Regions from separate parts of the Mus musculus genome. Here region 1 is linked to region 2. The links are chromatin loops, found by intact Hi-C in ENCODE. Cell type or tissue: heart. All regions are shown on one strand.

Region 1 (8,000 bases), 50 kb after region 2:
GCAGGGAACATGAGTTCTTCATCAAAGGGCCATTGCCTGAGAACTTCAGAGTTTTAACAACTGTGTATGATGATGTTTTTTTCAAGGATGCTTCTAGTGAAAGTAACGAATGCTAATCGGACTTTTAGTTCAAACTGTGGGACTCAGCTACCTGGTAATCTTTCAGGACCAGAAAAGACTTGACTTTGAAAGATGTTTAATACAATGGACAAGATGACAAGCCATTTTTCCTTCCAGCATTCTTTCTTCTGCTATATTTTAACACTCCCTGGCTAGAGCAGGTCTTTACAGGTAAAGCACAGCTGTGCTCATCTGCTAGATGCCCATCCAGAGTGGAGGGTTAGATACGTCCTGGTAAGCCTGCCTTTTAATGTCTGTGTTGCTGATTGCCAGAGAGATGGCTGTGTGCAGGTGTGTGTGTGTGTGTGTGTGTGTGTGTGTGTGTGTGTGTATACAGTAGTGGTTTTCAACCTTCCTAATACTGCAGCATTCAATACAAGTTTTCATGTTGTGGTAACCTCAAAAATAAAATTATTCTTCTTGCTACTTCAAAAAAAAGATGTTTATTAAAATAATATGCTAAATGGAACCCCTTGGGATGGGAACACTGTCTCACTTTTTAAAGTGATGTTTTACAGGTAAATCAAGCCTACTTAGAACAATCTGGGCATGTAGCAGGATCTGCCATCAAATGTGAAGCTGTCCTAGACCAGCATTCTTGCCTGAAGGATAACCAACTTTGAGAGCTGCATATCCTTGCTCTGGAGCTGTTGGGGTATTGTAGAAACTTACCTATATACCTGGACTCTTCCAACTAAGGGATGGTAGCCGTCCCAAAATTTGACGGCCCATTATGTCTCTAGACACCATGCAATAGCTCCTTAAGAGGAGGCACATTCTCTGAAACTAAAAACCTTCAACAAATCCAGGATTCTTGGATTTCTATTTTTTATTCACAGAAAATGTACATAATCTCATAATAGAACTCTTCCAAGAGGTCCAAACTGAGTCCAGGGGCAAGAAGAAATGCACGGAGGAGGCTGGGTGGGTAAGGGAAGGAAGCAGGGAAGAGATCATCACTCACCGCCACTGCAGGATGAGGTGCAGAGAAAGTGGAGGGGCTGCCCACAGTGGGATCCACATAGTAGCTCATTCTGTTCTCCACACCTGCACAAGAGAAAACATCGACTGAGCCTCTGGCTGCACAGGGCTGTGGGGACATTAACCCCCCAAAGGCATCCAATCGTAGACCTAGGAGCCTTCCCAGCAACCATCCTGTTGAGTTCTTTGTGAGGCAGAGAAGTAAACAGAATTCAGAACGGTGGATAACCTAAGCCGGGGACGAGGTGAAATAGACCCTAACATAGCCAACCCACATAGATAGCAGATCATGTCTGTGTGCTGCAGACATGGCAGACAGTGACAGAATCGAAACCTTTTACAGAATTTCTAGGCAGGGACTAATTCTTGTGTGTCATTTTAAATAAGACCTCCACCCATGTTTCATGTCTCCACAAGCCCACTCAGGCCTGTCACCCAGCAAGAATTCCATATGGAATAAATAAATTATTGATAAAAGAATAAATAGATTGTCTTAGAGGAAGAAGAAAGGGGAAAAAAAACTTCCATGAAGAACCCCAATCCTTGGCACAGAGATAGACAGATGCTCTCTCAAAAAGACTGGACAAATTCATCTCCTATCAAGAGAAGGGCTCGAAAAAAAATAATAAAAATGTTCTTATTGAGAGCTATTATCTCTGTTGGAAGTCTGAATGCAAAGAATGTTCTATGAACATTCTGACTTAGAGGGATTTTCCAGCAAGCTACTGGTCACCAAGAAAATCGTTGATATATCAAACATTTCTGTTGAGTTGAGTGCTCTCCAGAGTGCAAAAGTTCACACACTTTCATAAATTCAATACTACACATAAAAATATGCCTCTCTTGAATGATTGAGAAGATTACATTCCTAGCCTATCGTTCAAAGGCCAAATTCCTATTGTTAGGAAGTGACTTTTCATCCCACCCCCACCCCCGTTGCTTCTCCAGTGGCCACCCCTCCTGCCCCCCTCATTCCTGTGTATACTTCCATCAATCGGCCTATTTCAGAACATAGAAAGTACAGAGATTGGTTTTGTGTCCAATGTGCTGTTTCAGTTCCCTACGTTGATAGTGCCTGACAGCCAGTGACATAGCTATGTTCACAGGGCTGTATTCCCAGAATACAGCTATGCTAGTTAGGGTTTCATCTTGTCCCTGCTGCAACAAATGAAGCTAATGAGAAGCTATGAGAAGCTCTGCAGTGCTAATGCTGAGTGTCTAAGAAAGATCAAGGACGGCCATCCAAGAACACTGCCCCCATCTATTGTCTGTCCAATGATTTTGCTAAAATTACTGTGCAGCTCCATAACTTGGACTTTGAGCTGGACAATGAGCACGGACTAGGAGGTAGATCTACACAACACGGACCAATGTGGACCTGTGCCAACCAGGTGTTGTAGAGATGGTGTCTTCTTGTTCAATGTCCCCTCTGTCACTGAAGCATTCTCTGTTATTGATTTTTGGTTTTGTTTTAACCTGAAAATTAAGTTTAAAGGCCTTAACAAGTCACTCTCAAAATGTATTGATATATACAAGGATGAGACTTCAAAGCTGAACTGAATCCCCTATACTGAAAATGGCTTACCGTGATGAGAGCGCCTGAGGAAATGCCAGCCAGCCCCCCCAGGGTCCTGCAAGATGGTTTGTACCTTTATACTGGAAATGTCCAGGCACGAGGGATTGCTACTTCCTGGGAACCAGTAAACTTTCTGGTTTCCCTCCAAAACCCAGCAGAGATCCCATGGTCCCAACAGGCCTGTCCTCTATCTCACAACCATACAGCAGGGTTTATTAAAAATCTATTTATTGCTTCAATAGTTACTCTGCTCCTTCTATGTATGAAGCAATGTGCTGGAGCCTTGAGGCACACTAGTAAACAAAACACAGACTCCTGACTTCTAACAGACGCAGGATAAGAAAGCTGAGAAAGACAGTCTATGGCTTCAGCAGTGGAGAAGAGAGATTCATTCACATATAACTGTATCGCATTGTGATCAGTAGTTTGCCAAAAATATGGAAAACCTAAGCAGTGGTTGGTTCTGTGGGGCACAGAGAATAGGAAATCGTGGAAGATTGAAGAGGGAGGTTTAACCACATGGCCCTATGAATCATTTGGACTCCCCTAGCAGCCAAGGACCTTCACCCTTCTGCATGTGCAGTTTTCATATACATCTGCAAGAGACAGAACTTTGTGAATTGGCAGTATCGTGCTGGAGCCCAGCTCAAAGACAACAAGAGTTTCTGTCTGCCAGCCAGACAACACTCCCCTTCATAGCAACACACTTGGAAAAGGTCCGGTGGAAACATGTTTTCTCTTCCAGTTGATGGCGGGAGGGAGGAAACCTCTGGCCGAACATCTGCTGCATTCTGTGCTGGACCATACGCTCCACAGCATGAATGACACTTCCCTTGGGGAAAAGCCCTTTGCCCAGGGAGGAAACTGAAAAGAGGGAGTTGCCAGGGATCTCAAGGGCTCTCATCACAGGAAATAACTCTGGGACAGAAACGGATTGCTGCTTTATTATTTTTTTGGAGAAAGAAAAAAAGAACCTGCCCCTTTTCCAACTTGCAGATTGTGACATAGAACAGCTGCTGGAACTCAAACCCTTTCCGAAGATGCAAAAGGGTGTGTGTGTGTGTGTGTGTGTGTGTGTGTGTGTGTGTGTGTGTGTTCTTTCTCCTCTTGGCTTTTTGGCCCACAAGAACTCCCTCCCACATGACTACTTGAACATCAGCTGGACCTGAACTTCTTGGCTTGGCTTTGCGCATGTGTATTACCTAAAGAAAAAACAACCGTCTGATTCCTCTCTAGTTGAGAAGCAGCCCTGAGACCTGTCTCAGTGTAGAAACGATGGGAACATTTGGGAACACTGAATCACCCCGAGCTGAATTTGCTTTTCCTCAGTGGAACCAGCACTGCCCAGTTAACAGAATGGGTGCTTCCAAAGTCAGGCTGCTAACCTCGGATCCTCCACCTTCGATACTCTCTCCAAGTCCACAGCCCACAGAGCCCCGCTGTATCGGCAACCTTCCACTCAGCTTCTCCCCCCTCTGCCCTACTTTGCTTGAAATGAACCTGGAAATGCCCTCTGTACTTAGTTTTCCCGAAGAACTGAGAGCCCTGTGTCTCCTGAAGGCTTTAGGCTGATATCAGACCTCAGTGCCCCCCGCCCCTGGCTCGGCTACTCTTCACTCCAGCAGGGGCTAGCTATTCCTCTCCAAAACTCTCCAACGTATTATCTGCCTATTGTTTGCACGTTATCACACCGGTTCTACCAACATCTGTTTCTATTTATCTCTCCCACTTGATTCTCAACTAGTTGAAGGTAGGTTCTCTGCTTTTTTCATTTTGCATGACAGAAATTTGATGTTTTTAAATCTGTGGGTGGGTGGACGGATAAACAATCCTCATAAGACTAAGCATGGAAGAGATGGATCAGCTGGAAGTGCGTTTGTTTTACAAAATCAGAGGCTCTGCAGAGATTGCAGGTCTGGATAACGACTGCTAGAAATGAGCGTTCTCCAAGTCCATTTCTAAGCAGTAATTGTTGCTCCATGTTCGCGGCACTACTTGTTTCACGTCGCCTTATCTTCTCCACTGCCCCATACAAGCAGGCTCGTCAGGCACTGGGTCATTTTTTTCCCTTACAAGCCCTACCTCACTAAAAATCAAGCTCCCCAGAGCAAGATTTAATCCATCCCTCCACCTCACATCGCTGGGTTCCCGCTGAGTCATACCCTGTGACTGATATGCAAATACCTGCTGTGGATTAGCATCTACGTTAGAAAACCTGCACTTTGGTTGTTGTTAGCCCCCTTTCAATGAGGAAGAAGTCTAAGATGCATGGTCAGCTGGCCCAGTGACATCCGACCCTGCAGCTTCACCCTTTCTTTTGCTGTGCCTCTCTACCTTCTTCATCCTAGACCTTAGGAACCAAGTAAGCTAACGATATCAGTTAAAACAAACAAACAAACAAACAAACAAACAAAAAACATTCAACAGTCTAGCCTATGGGGATGTCTCATATCCAATATAACTCTTGAAAACTAGTTTTCCACTCACTTCTAGAAAGTGTTTGTCTTTGTAAAGTATATGGCGATTTCAAGTTGCACCTAGTCCAGGCAGGGCCTTGTAACTCTGCCAGGACCTGCCAGGTCTCATCGCCCAAGGTCTAGAGACAGTAATCACAAAGCAGAGATTAGCAAGCAACAGGGATGTGTGAGGTCAAAGCAACAGAAGAATAGGGACCCTGGGGAGATGCGCCTTGATCAAGCAGAATCCAGTTCACACAGCTCTGCCCTGCTTGATGCCATCTGTAGGTAAGGTCTCATCAGTCAAGGGCTTTTAATTTGAAATGATTGGTTCTTAGAGAACATCTATGCCCTTAACCAATTACCCAGCAAATCACACTTGATCCCCACCTATTCCTCAAGCTCTTAGAACTCTAGCACCAAACAAGACTGAGGCAGAAACATGGTGAGTTCATGGCCAGCCTGGACTACAAAGTGAACTCCTATTTCAAAGTAAATAATCTCTCCAAATGCTTAACATGGTAGCATGCGTTTATTACAAATGTTTTTAAAACGCGCATGCTCTGAAATCATTTTTCTCTTACAAAACAATACAAAACAAAACCCCAAAACACTAAATTGGAAATAGAAAGTCTTGAAATTGGTGACTTCCTTTAATTTAAAGTTCGCTTTCTGAATGCCAGCAAACAGTTTGACTTTTGAAAACTGGACTTGAAAAGTTGCTTTTTGTTTGTTGTCCGTTATTTAAATTTAGAAATCAACTGTCACTTTTATGCTGGCTTAATGAAATGGTTCTTTTGAACTGATCTGTGCTATTTTATAGTTAGTCCTTATATTTTCTTCACCAACTAATAAATACCTAGATGTGGGGAGAAATAAATCAGAAAAGCTTCAAATGGCTGTAAAAAAAAATCTGCAATCCTACTATCCACAGATAATCGTCTTCATGATATAGTTTTAATCTGCTGTTTTATCCTATGCTTTTTTATTAATATTTGACATAAGGCATTTTTCTATGTCAGTAAGTATTGTTTTCTCTTAAGACTGTAAATACATACCAATATTCTGTGTTTCATAACATACACTTAACCAACATTATATTGTTACTGCCATTTTTTTAAGATGGAGTCTTTTTATACATAGACCAAGCTGGCCCAGACTTCCCTATATGCCCTAGTTGCTTATATTGACAGAGAAGTCTGTACATGTTCAAGGTTATTGTAACTTTTTTCCTGAATATTCTCAATGTTTGACTTGTTGAATAGAAACAGGAGTCTGACTATGCCATCCAGATGTGTCCTATACTCCGTGGCCACCCTGATTTTCCTTTTGTAAATGACACTGAACTCCAACAAAGTATGATACTCTGCTGTCATCTCCCCTAGACCCATGAGTTGCCTGAAAGAGAGACCATGTTTTTTCAAATGGTGCATACCAATCATGCAACCTGCATTTGTTGACTGGGTAAAGGAACATGTCAGAGCATATCCAAAAGGATACAGATCTCTTTAGGATAGAACTATCTCACCAAATAATGTGGAGGGTGTCCACTTGTAGTTATGACTACAGATAACATTGCATTTATCTCTAATCTAATTAATGTACCACACTATTTTGTCTGTCTTCCTCCATCATATCTTAATTCCCACACTTGGTCCATGGCATTTCTCCACTCATTTTTGTAGATATCTTTTTGAACTGTTAGCACAATGAAGGCTACCACAGCCAGTTTTGTAAAAGCTCAAGTTTAAGAGAGCTCATGTTAAATAACAGAACATCCTGGGGATAGGGGGAGGCAGAGGTTCTCAACCTGTGTGTCGGGACAGGAATTGCCTAAGAGGATGGAAAAACACAGATCCTAACAGGAGCAAAATTACAGTTACAAAGTAGCAACTCAAATAATTTATGGTTAGAGGTCACCACAATATGAGGAACTCTATTCAAGGGTCGCAGTGTTAAGGGGGTTGAGAACCATGGAGGGATGAAAGTGGGTGGTTAGAGCTGAGAGCAGTCTTTCTTCCTCGCTCCTACGATTTAATGACCCTCATTTTCATTAAGGGCTGAAGAGTCCCGGGAGTAAGTATCCTTTCCTACTTTAAATGGTGGCTTTGACCGATAAAGACAATGTTCTGAATGATGTGTGCTGCCCTCTCCTGCATCTTCCACGGTCACCTACTCTTTCACAGAGCTCTCCCATAGCAAGTACTAACTGCAGCACAATTAGCATGTCTTCTATCTCTCCCACATTACTGGGAATTATCTCTATCCCTCTCTAAAACCTATCACCTAACCCTCACACCTATCTATTTTTCTGCCTCTGGACTTTCTAATTAAGTTCGGCATTGCCAAGACCTCTAAGTATACATATAACTAATCTTTTTATAATACTAAAATGGTCTTGTGCCATTATGAAGTTATAAGCATATATATATATATATATATATATATATATATATGTATATATATATATATATATGCTCTTCAGAGAGACATATCTCACTAATGTTTTCTATAGAGGACTAAAAAGCGGTTAAGGGGGCTAGCAAGATGGCTCCATGGCTACGAGTAATACACCTCTCACAGAGGACCAGGGTTCAGTTCTTAGCACCCAAATTAGGCACCCCCAATGTCCTATAACTCATTTTGAGGTATCCAATCCTTCACCGAACTCTGCAGGCACCTGCCCCTCTATCCAGCCACACACATAAGCATACAATTTAAAAATAATTTTGTAATGGTGATTTTACTGTAATACATTATGGGGCTAGGAATAAGGAGTGCTTCATAGATGACTTTTGAATTTCATCATGGATAGAAACCCTGTAGCTGCCATGCTGTCACAATGAATTGTCAACAATAGACAGAAA
Region 2 (8,000 bases):
GCCAATGGAATCAGCCACTGTACTCTGAAACAGGGATACTCTTTCCTGGAAAATCCTGGCTGCCACTAACCAGCTCTTGCTTTTGCAGAAATTGTGGTAGGGCCCCGAGCAAGCTAGACTTGGGGAGGTTGACCACGGCTGCTTTGTCTCCTAGAGAGATGTTCCTACAGGGTGGTCTGGCCTCTTTAAGAGGAAAAAAAAAAGCCCAGCAACACAAACCAACCAAAAATGCCAGGAATGTAAGCTCTGCCAACCAAGTAAATAAATAAAATGTAAAATACTTTATAATAACTGGACAAGACACATTGCTCAATCCAGTAAGATGGAAAAACTTTACTAATCCCCCACAACTCTGCAAACGTTGCCATTGTCCTTGGACTTGGGAGATTTCCTACTCTGAGTATCAATGTATCAATGTATCAATGACAGGTTCAATCACCCGAAGGAGTACACCAGCCTCTAGAACCTTGCAGAGTGACAGTCAGGCCTCCAAACACTCTGCAAGTGAACTGCAAACCAGATTTGTTATCTAGAGCTCAGATTAAAGCCCCACTGGTGTGAGATTTCAGGCCAGGTCTTTTTCTCTCTTGTTCTTTCCTTCCCAAGTGGTAGATGTGGGAGACATATATAAACCAGCCATTAGATTCCCTACCAAACCTTCCAGGGTCCTTTGAATGTTCTACACCGTTCAAGGTTCCTATTGACTTGTTTCTTCCTTATCTGCTCCACAGACCCCAGGACCTGGGCCAGCACTGAGTAAAGGTGTTCCACATATTCCGGTTTCATCTTTATCCAAGGATTATTAGTCTCGGTTCACACTCGCAGGAGCTGGAGGACAGGGAGATTAAGTAGTCTGCCCAAAGTCACACAGCCACTAACTGGGGATTCACACCCAGACAAACTGGCTCCACAGACCCTGTCTAAACCACTGGTCTATTTAGTCACTAACAGAGTGTGGCAACAAGGGATCTAGAAACACAGTCATAAGCAAAGCTGGCAGCCGGCAGCCGGCAGCCCTCCCCTCTTCCTTCTTTCCTGTAGCAACACAAAGACCGTCTAAACTAAGAAAGGACAACGCTTCTCCCATCTCTGAGGACAATAATGGTCCCCAGGGGATGGACGTCCTCTATCAAAGTAAGATGGAGGTTGGGTCTGGTCCTTATAGCCTTATAAATGGGCAAAGAGCCAGTTTTCTGTGTGAAAACTGCTGTTCCTCCATGGCCAGCGTCTCCACCTCACTGGTGGTACAGGTGAAGTGGAATGAGAAGGAGAGCAATAATAAAGTAACATTTGCTCGCACACCCTGCCTTCATAGCCTCAGCCCTTACTCCAAAGCCTCCACACCAGGAAGGAACTAGGAACAAGTCAAGGCTGCGTTTGGATTTAAATCTACAGCAGACCTGAGAGACGTGTGCAATGAGATAGTATGCCCTACCTTACACTTGTGAGGGAAACCGAATGCCCGTGTCATTTTAGGGTGTGTATTAACATTGTCAAAAATGTCAGACCTCAAAATCAAACCAAAGCGCATAATGGTTCTTGGTCAAGTCCTAACCACAGAGAGGCTAGCAAATATTCCAGGTGTCCTGTCTCCAATTTGGACCCTCAGACTTCCCACTTCACTTCTCTGATTCTAGGAATCTGGGGAGGGGGCAGAGAGGAAGTTCTGACTTGATTGCTGAGGTAACAGCAATACCTGACACTATTTGTCTCTGCTTGTGAGAAACGAAGCAATACAAAGAAAAACCATTATGATAAAGACCAAGGTCCCAGTCGTGGACTCGAACCCACGCCATGAATAGTTGAACTTTGACACAGGTGTCCTGTGTAATCTGATGGGCCAGGTAAAGCTCTACTTAACATCTACTTAATATCCTTCTTTCTGTTAGCCAAGACTACCAAAGAAGTCCTGGCCAGGGCTTACTTCTATCTTTGCACCTAAAAATTGAAGTCTCCATTGAAACTTCTTTACTGAGCCTCCAAAGGTAACTTGCAATATTGCTCACTGTATGGATCTGACACGTTAGAAACAGATTCAGCTTCCTTCAGCTTCTGGCTCCGTGCAGAATTTTGCCTAATTGTCTTAACGTGTTGGTGCCTCTGGATTCTCATCCGAGGTATGGGCATATTTACATAAATGCAGTACAGTCCAGAAAAAAATACTTCAAAAAGTTATAATAATCAACAAATCATTGCTCTTTATTTTGTCTAAGAAAGTGTAGTGAGATATATATATGTGTGTGTGTGTGTGTGTGTGTATATATATAGTGAAATATATATAGTGATATATATATATATATATATATATATATATATATATATATATATCATAGTGAATGGCAGAAGACTCTTAATTTCTTGGACCAAATGAAATTTTGTTGCTTTGTTGTGCTGAAGGTCAGTGGCTTGGAAACTTTTTCTTTTTTCTTTTTTTTTTTTTTTTTAAATTTTGAGAAAGGCTTTCACTCTATTGATCAAATTGGTCTTGAGCACACTATGTAGGCCCCAGGGCCATTTCCATCTTACATTCCTTGAACACTTTTTTTTTTAATCAAAAAAAAAAAAAGAAGAAGAAGAAGAAGAAGAAGCCACTGTAAAGGTACTTCATATAATGACAACGGACTGCAGCACCAGGCCTGCCTAGCTCTATTTGCCTGGTGGGGCAGCTCAATGAAGTTACTCACCCACAGTTTATTTTTTATCAATAACTGAAGTAATAGAATCAAATGCTTTGAAATCTCATAGATTTAATATTAAATTACCAAAACATATGCTTCATCTCTTTGCTATGATCTAAAACATGTGCAGCCAGGGGCTCTCATTCACTGGCAGCATGAAAGGCCCACTGTAGGTATGTGAACTGACATAATACACATGATGTTTGCCAGACACCCAAATCTGTCTCTTCCCCATAAACACACATAGCACATAGAAACAAGCCATTCTTAAGGAAAGGGCCTATTAGCTGAGTTTATATCTTCTCTGTGAACTATCCCTTCGCGTCTGCTATATATGGTTTTAATCAATGGTAACACAGAGAACTCCTGGCTCCATCGAACACCCCAAACCCACTTTCATAGCAACATTTCTATATGTAGCTCTGAGTGCCTGAGAAGTCTCCCCAGCTCTAGGAGAGACCCCCAGCTCAACCTGGCTCTGAATGTCATCACACTGTGTTTGTACAGAGCAATCCGGCACTGACTGTCAGGAGCGTCTCTAGAAAGGATGGCGCCCAAATGTCTTCATTAACATTTTGAAACACATCAGAATGTCAAAACGTCATCTTGGCTTGTATTGAAAGTCTAAAGAACAGGTTAAATATGCAGTTATTTACGGCAGAGGCAAGAGATCAGGGACAGCAGTTAAAGTTACAGATAATCAGACCCAATAGACGTGTGTGTTTTGACATCTGATTGTTTTCCAAAATGCATCATCTTCTCCCTTTATCTTTCTAGATCCTTTCACCTCCAAAGTCACTTTTCTCTGAGTCCAGCTTCCTATTCTAAAAGTAGGCACTTTGCACTCTGCTAGCTTCAGGAATCCCCAAGAGTTGACTCCATCTGTTGAACACTAAAATTTCCTTCTAAGACAATATTCGATGTCTTTACTCTCCCTCTCTTCTTCAAATCCTTTAAGCCTGCTAAATAAAACCATGAGCCAAAGACACTAAGTTACATCTGGTCGTGGGATGCTTTCCTTCTTCAAGGACCTTTGGTACGGGAGGCCAAAAGATGGCAGAATAGAAAGGCAGTAAAGCTAGTTACTACACTGACCAGGAAGGAATCAGACTTTCCCAAAGTTAAACAGATTCTGTTCGTTTCTCCTCCCACTACCTCCCCCTCAACCTAGAAAAGAGGAGTGAGGCTCTAAGGGACTTATGACAGGGGCGCTCAGGATGCAAGTGCTCGTAGGCCGGGCAGCTAGCCAGACACCCTTTCAGCACTTCACAAGAGCCTCCCATCAAGCTCCAATACTGGGGAGACACAGTTGGGACGGGGTGGGGGTGATCTTAGAGACAGTGTCAGGCCCCTTGCTAACATTAAGGAATATTACCAGAAGTTTCTCGCTTATGTGGGAAAATTCAAACAACGGAATTAGGGAGCTGGAAATTCTATAAGCGTTTTCCCATTAGTCACAAAACACACAGCTGTGAAAATAAATACACCCAGCCCCCCCCCCCCCAAAAAAAGCCAAGGGTCTTGGGCCACCAACAGTCCTCCTGGCTTCTGCATCCAGTGCTCCTGAGGGAGCAGCGCAGCCCAGAAGGGGACCCGGAGCTGGGGTGGGGGCCTCACTGTTGCCACTCACCCGGGGAAGGGAAAAGCTCGAGATCCACTTTTTCTGTCTTGATGATGGTGAGAGTCGGCTTGAGATCGACGGCCGCCTTCATGGTGCCCGGAGTTGAGGGGGCCGGCGGGATGAGAGTAAGTTTGCTGTAACTGTTGTTTTGCTTTTTAATGGGGATTTTTGAACCCAGTGGAAGGGGACAGAGCGCAACCCTAAAATCTCAAATTCCCGCTGACCGCCCCGCGGGAAGGTGCGCGCCCAGCCAGTCCGCGCGAAGTTGGCACTTGGCGGAGCAGAGAGCGCGCTTAGGTCCCAGCCTCGCCCGCGCCTCGCCCGCCCGCTCGCTCCTCTGTCCCGGGCGCTCGCTCCCTCCTCCGTCCGGGGCGCTCGCTCCCTTGCTCGCTCGCACGGCTGGCCGGCGCTGGCGCAGTGCAGCTCGCCTCCGCTTTAGGGCGTTCCTCACCGAGCCCAGGCCCAGGGTCCCAGCCGCTGCCCTGCCCACTCGGCGAGGCGGCGAGGGCGGGGCGGCGGGGCGGGGCTTAGCATCTGCAGCCAATCACCGCCCGTCTCCCAAAAGCGAAAGGAAGGGCGGGCGAGCCTGGCCCGGCGGCGCTGCTCCAGCTATTCCGCGCGCGCGGGGCGAGGGCCTCAGCCCACCGCTGCTAAGAATGGCTGGCGAGCCTGTCCCTGGCATGCCGGGGCTACTGCCACAGTCTCGGGAAAGTCCGTCTGATTCTGCACGCATTCTTGAAGGCTTGGTCACCCTCTGCGGCCCCGCTCCAGTAGCAGCATAGTTTTCCAAGTGCGTGTACATCATTCATTCACAAAGCTTGACACACAGGACGTGAGGCGTGGGTGCGCAACGAGGGGCGCGTGCGGGGGATTCCACAGCAGGGGTCCTGCGAGGGTTCCTGCCTAGACCTGACTCAGAATCCCACCCGTGGAATGGTTGGGCAAGACAAGGGCAGTATTGATGAACAGAAACCTCAATCAACTTCACTAGCTCAGAACCAAACCTATTGGAGACCCCCAAAACAAAAGTCCCAACGCTCCTGGATTAGCCAGGGAGTCCAGAACCTGTAACTGAGTTTCTAATTATTCTGTTCCTCTAGTTGTGTCACCATTGGCCAACGCTTTGTCAGACACTGCTCTATTAGGAAAAAAAAAAAAAAAAAAAACAGCATCTTTTCCTATATCACCACACCCACCAACACTCTGGTATGAATCTCTGGGGTTCATCACAGTGCATGTCCTTGCCATATTTGAGAACTCCCAACATGCCAGATAACAAGATGAGTGAGGTAATCCATAATTTGCCACTGATAGATACCCATTATACATCGAGAGAGTTGGTATAAATTAACAAATCACCCAAGGACATGGAAGTATATATGTAACTGGAGCAAGGCACTGATGTCCACCTTTGAGTAAAAGACAACATAACAAATCTTCCTGAGCAACCTCAGGGAAAGCTATTCTTAGTACTGTTTCCTGATTTCTAAGCATGTGCCGAACTGCTACCACTTGCCTGCAACTGTAATTTCTGTTCCAGTAGACTTATTCACACCTGCTAGCTTTATCTAAGCATGCTTTCTCCCTTCCAGCTTTAGCAGAGTACAGGGTTCCCAAAGCAAATCCCAATCCGAGGGGTGGAGTGGGGGCAGCAATGGAGTGTCAATCTCTGGGTCTTGGTCAAATTTCCAGTCTCCACCCTTCTTGGGTGACCAGAGGAAAATATGTGTATGTGATAATCCTCAATTTTTTTGGGGGGGGGCGGGGGGGAGAACAAAGACCATGCTGTGTTTCTGCAAGGTATGAGAAAACAATGCTGGCCTCCAAATGACAAGAACAGACACTTCCAAGCCTGGGAAACGCTTAGGGAACCCGTTGATGAATGAATTGTACGTTCACACGCCCAAATAAGCAGCAAGGCAGAATCTTGGACTGGGCCCTCCTTATTATGACGTCTGCAGAACTGGACAAACTAACAGTTTATTTGGGGAATTTTCATTTTGACGTGGCAGTCTTATGAAAAGTCTGGAGAATTTCTACTTTATTTGCAAAAGCAGTTTCCTCAGAATCCCTCCTTCCTCATGGCCTCCCCGAGGCCTCTTCCTCCAGCAAACCCGTGTTCAGTTAACACTACTGACATGCAAGCATGTGCAACACTAAAGGAAGCCTCCCACAATCCAGCTGGGAGCATTTTCTACCCTGGCAACAGTGAGTCAACATGGTCCTTGTAATGCTTCCACAATGACCATCAGTGTGCTGGTTTTCCTGTCCCTAACTGTGTCGTGAAGTGAAGAAGCTCAAAATGTGCTAGTGTCCATCCAAATCAGAAGGTGTGATGGGGACGTCTCTGATGGCAAATGTTCGATACATCTCAAGCCCCACGTGTACAACAGGATCTGGTTGGAACTTACTGTAGGGTGAGAAGCACTGACAGAGATCCAGTTAAGATATTTATACATTTTGAGGACACTGATCATCCAATCGGGACTGTTGATCACTTAATTAATGTTGGACACATGGAATTTGCATTCTCCTTATAACACAAGTAGATTTCCCCAAACATTCTTGCAGAGTTTAAAAGCCGTTGCTATATTTTACCTTCCAAAAAAAAATCATACAATTTTCCCCAAGCCTAGGACATTACAGACTTTCAATAAATATTTCTCGAGTGAAGCACTATCAGTTTACTGGTTGCTCTGGGCCTCTTCTTGTATGCTGCCTGTAGTGAACATGACCTAGGAGATGACAATAACTCTGCAGTGAGAGCTGCCCTTTGTTTCTTATGGTGAAATAGAACTCCTATCCACACCACTTCCTTCCATATGTGGTTCACCTTGCCTACCAGCCAGAAAGTTTTGCCTTCCACATACCTGAGCACACTATTTCAAGACTGATGGGTTTTAAGGCACTTAGTGGTGGGGCCAAGGGGAGAAAGTTTGCTTTCTACTGGGAGAAGACAGATTTGTATCTTGAAAAGTCCTTAGACTCTAGCTACTTAAATCTGATCAACGGTTGTGAAACCTTGGAGAGTATGGATCTCAGGACCCAAAAGGCACGAATGGCACCAAAGCAAGAGTCACCTTTATACAGGGATTTCCTCACCACCAGGAACACATTACAAAAAATAATAATCTCCCTTTGTTCTTCCCTCCGTCCTGCTCCAATCTCATGAAGTATATAAAAATACCCTCAATTTCAAAGAATCTTGGAAAACATAAGCTTCTTCTCCAGAAGTGTGCTAGAATTCAAACTGCATTTTGAACCTTTAAAAATATGCCTCATTGACAGTAGGCACAAAAACATTCAGACCACTAACGACTGATGCCAAGCAAACTCATGACTCATAGATGTTGACTTACTGGTATAAATGTAAGATTAAAAAAAAAAAAAAAAACACCTCTCAGTTAACAACCTGTCTAAGCTGCACTTGTGGTCCCCTTTCAGTATGAGAAAAAAGAAAAAAAAAAAACCTACTGTCCCTATCATACTCTGAAAAGCACTTCAAAAACTGAACTCTGTCTGTACCAAGGAGTTTCTATTTGTTTAGTTTAGTGCAAAGCACAGAGGTAAGAAAAATACCCAGGACCTCCATATCACCAAGCAACAATAAAATGGAAAATTGGTCATAGCGGTGGGGGGGGGAATTAAATTAACTATTAATTAAAATGTAATTCCAAAGGGCCTTGGGGTCAGTTTAGGAG

What was found. A loop is a pair of places that touch in the nucleus more often than their neighbours do. Peaks named below come from ENCODE experiments on the same cell type or tissue, not always from the same donor. Only the 100,000 strongest peaks of a DNase experiment are listed, where the experiment ranks them.
Region 1: a loop joins it to region 2, with 4 times the contacts of the local background. A loop is called at or near these places in 4 of 42 quality-filtered maps.

Annotation. Positions count from the first base shown.
Region 1 is chr9:32,642,523-32,650,522 of GRCm38, reverse strand. Ets1 (E26 avian leukemia oncogene 1, 5' domain) reads right to left here. Exons shown (of 10, transcript NM_001372534.1): 2 at 1,085-1,167. The coding sequence starts at 1,153. Among named protein-coding and RNA genes, the nearest start is that of Ets1, 10 kb to the right of the region's middle. In heart, no CTCF peak of the experiment used is centred here; DNase peaks (open chromatin) are centred at 2,472 and 3,492; H3K4me3 peaks cover 1,112 bases; H3K27ac peaks cover 1,317 bases.
Region 2 is chr9:32,692,774-32,700,773 of GRCm38, reverse strand. The region is part of intron 3 of Ets1 (E26 avian leukemia oncogene 1, 5' domain); the gene reads right to left. Among named protein-coding and RNA genes, the nearest start is that of Ets1, 61 kb to the right of the region's middle. In heart, a CTCF peak has its summit at 4,725; DNase peaks (open chromatin) are centred at 3,923, 4,793, 6,143, 6,483 and 1 weaker place; H3K4me3 peaks cover 4,838 bases; H3K27ac peaks cover 3,347 bases.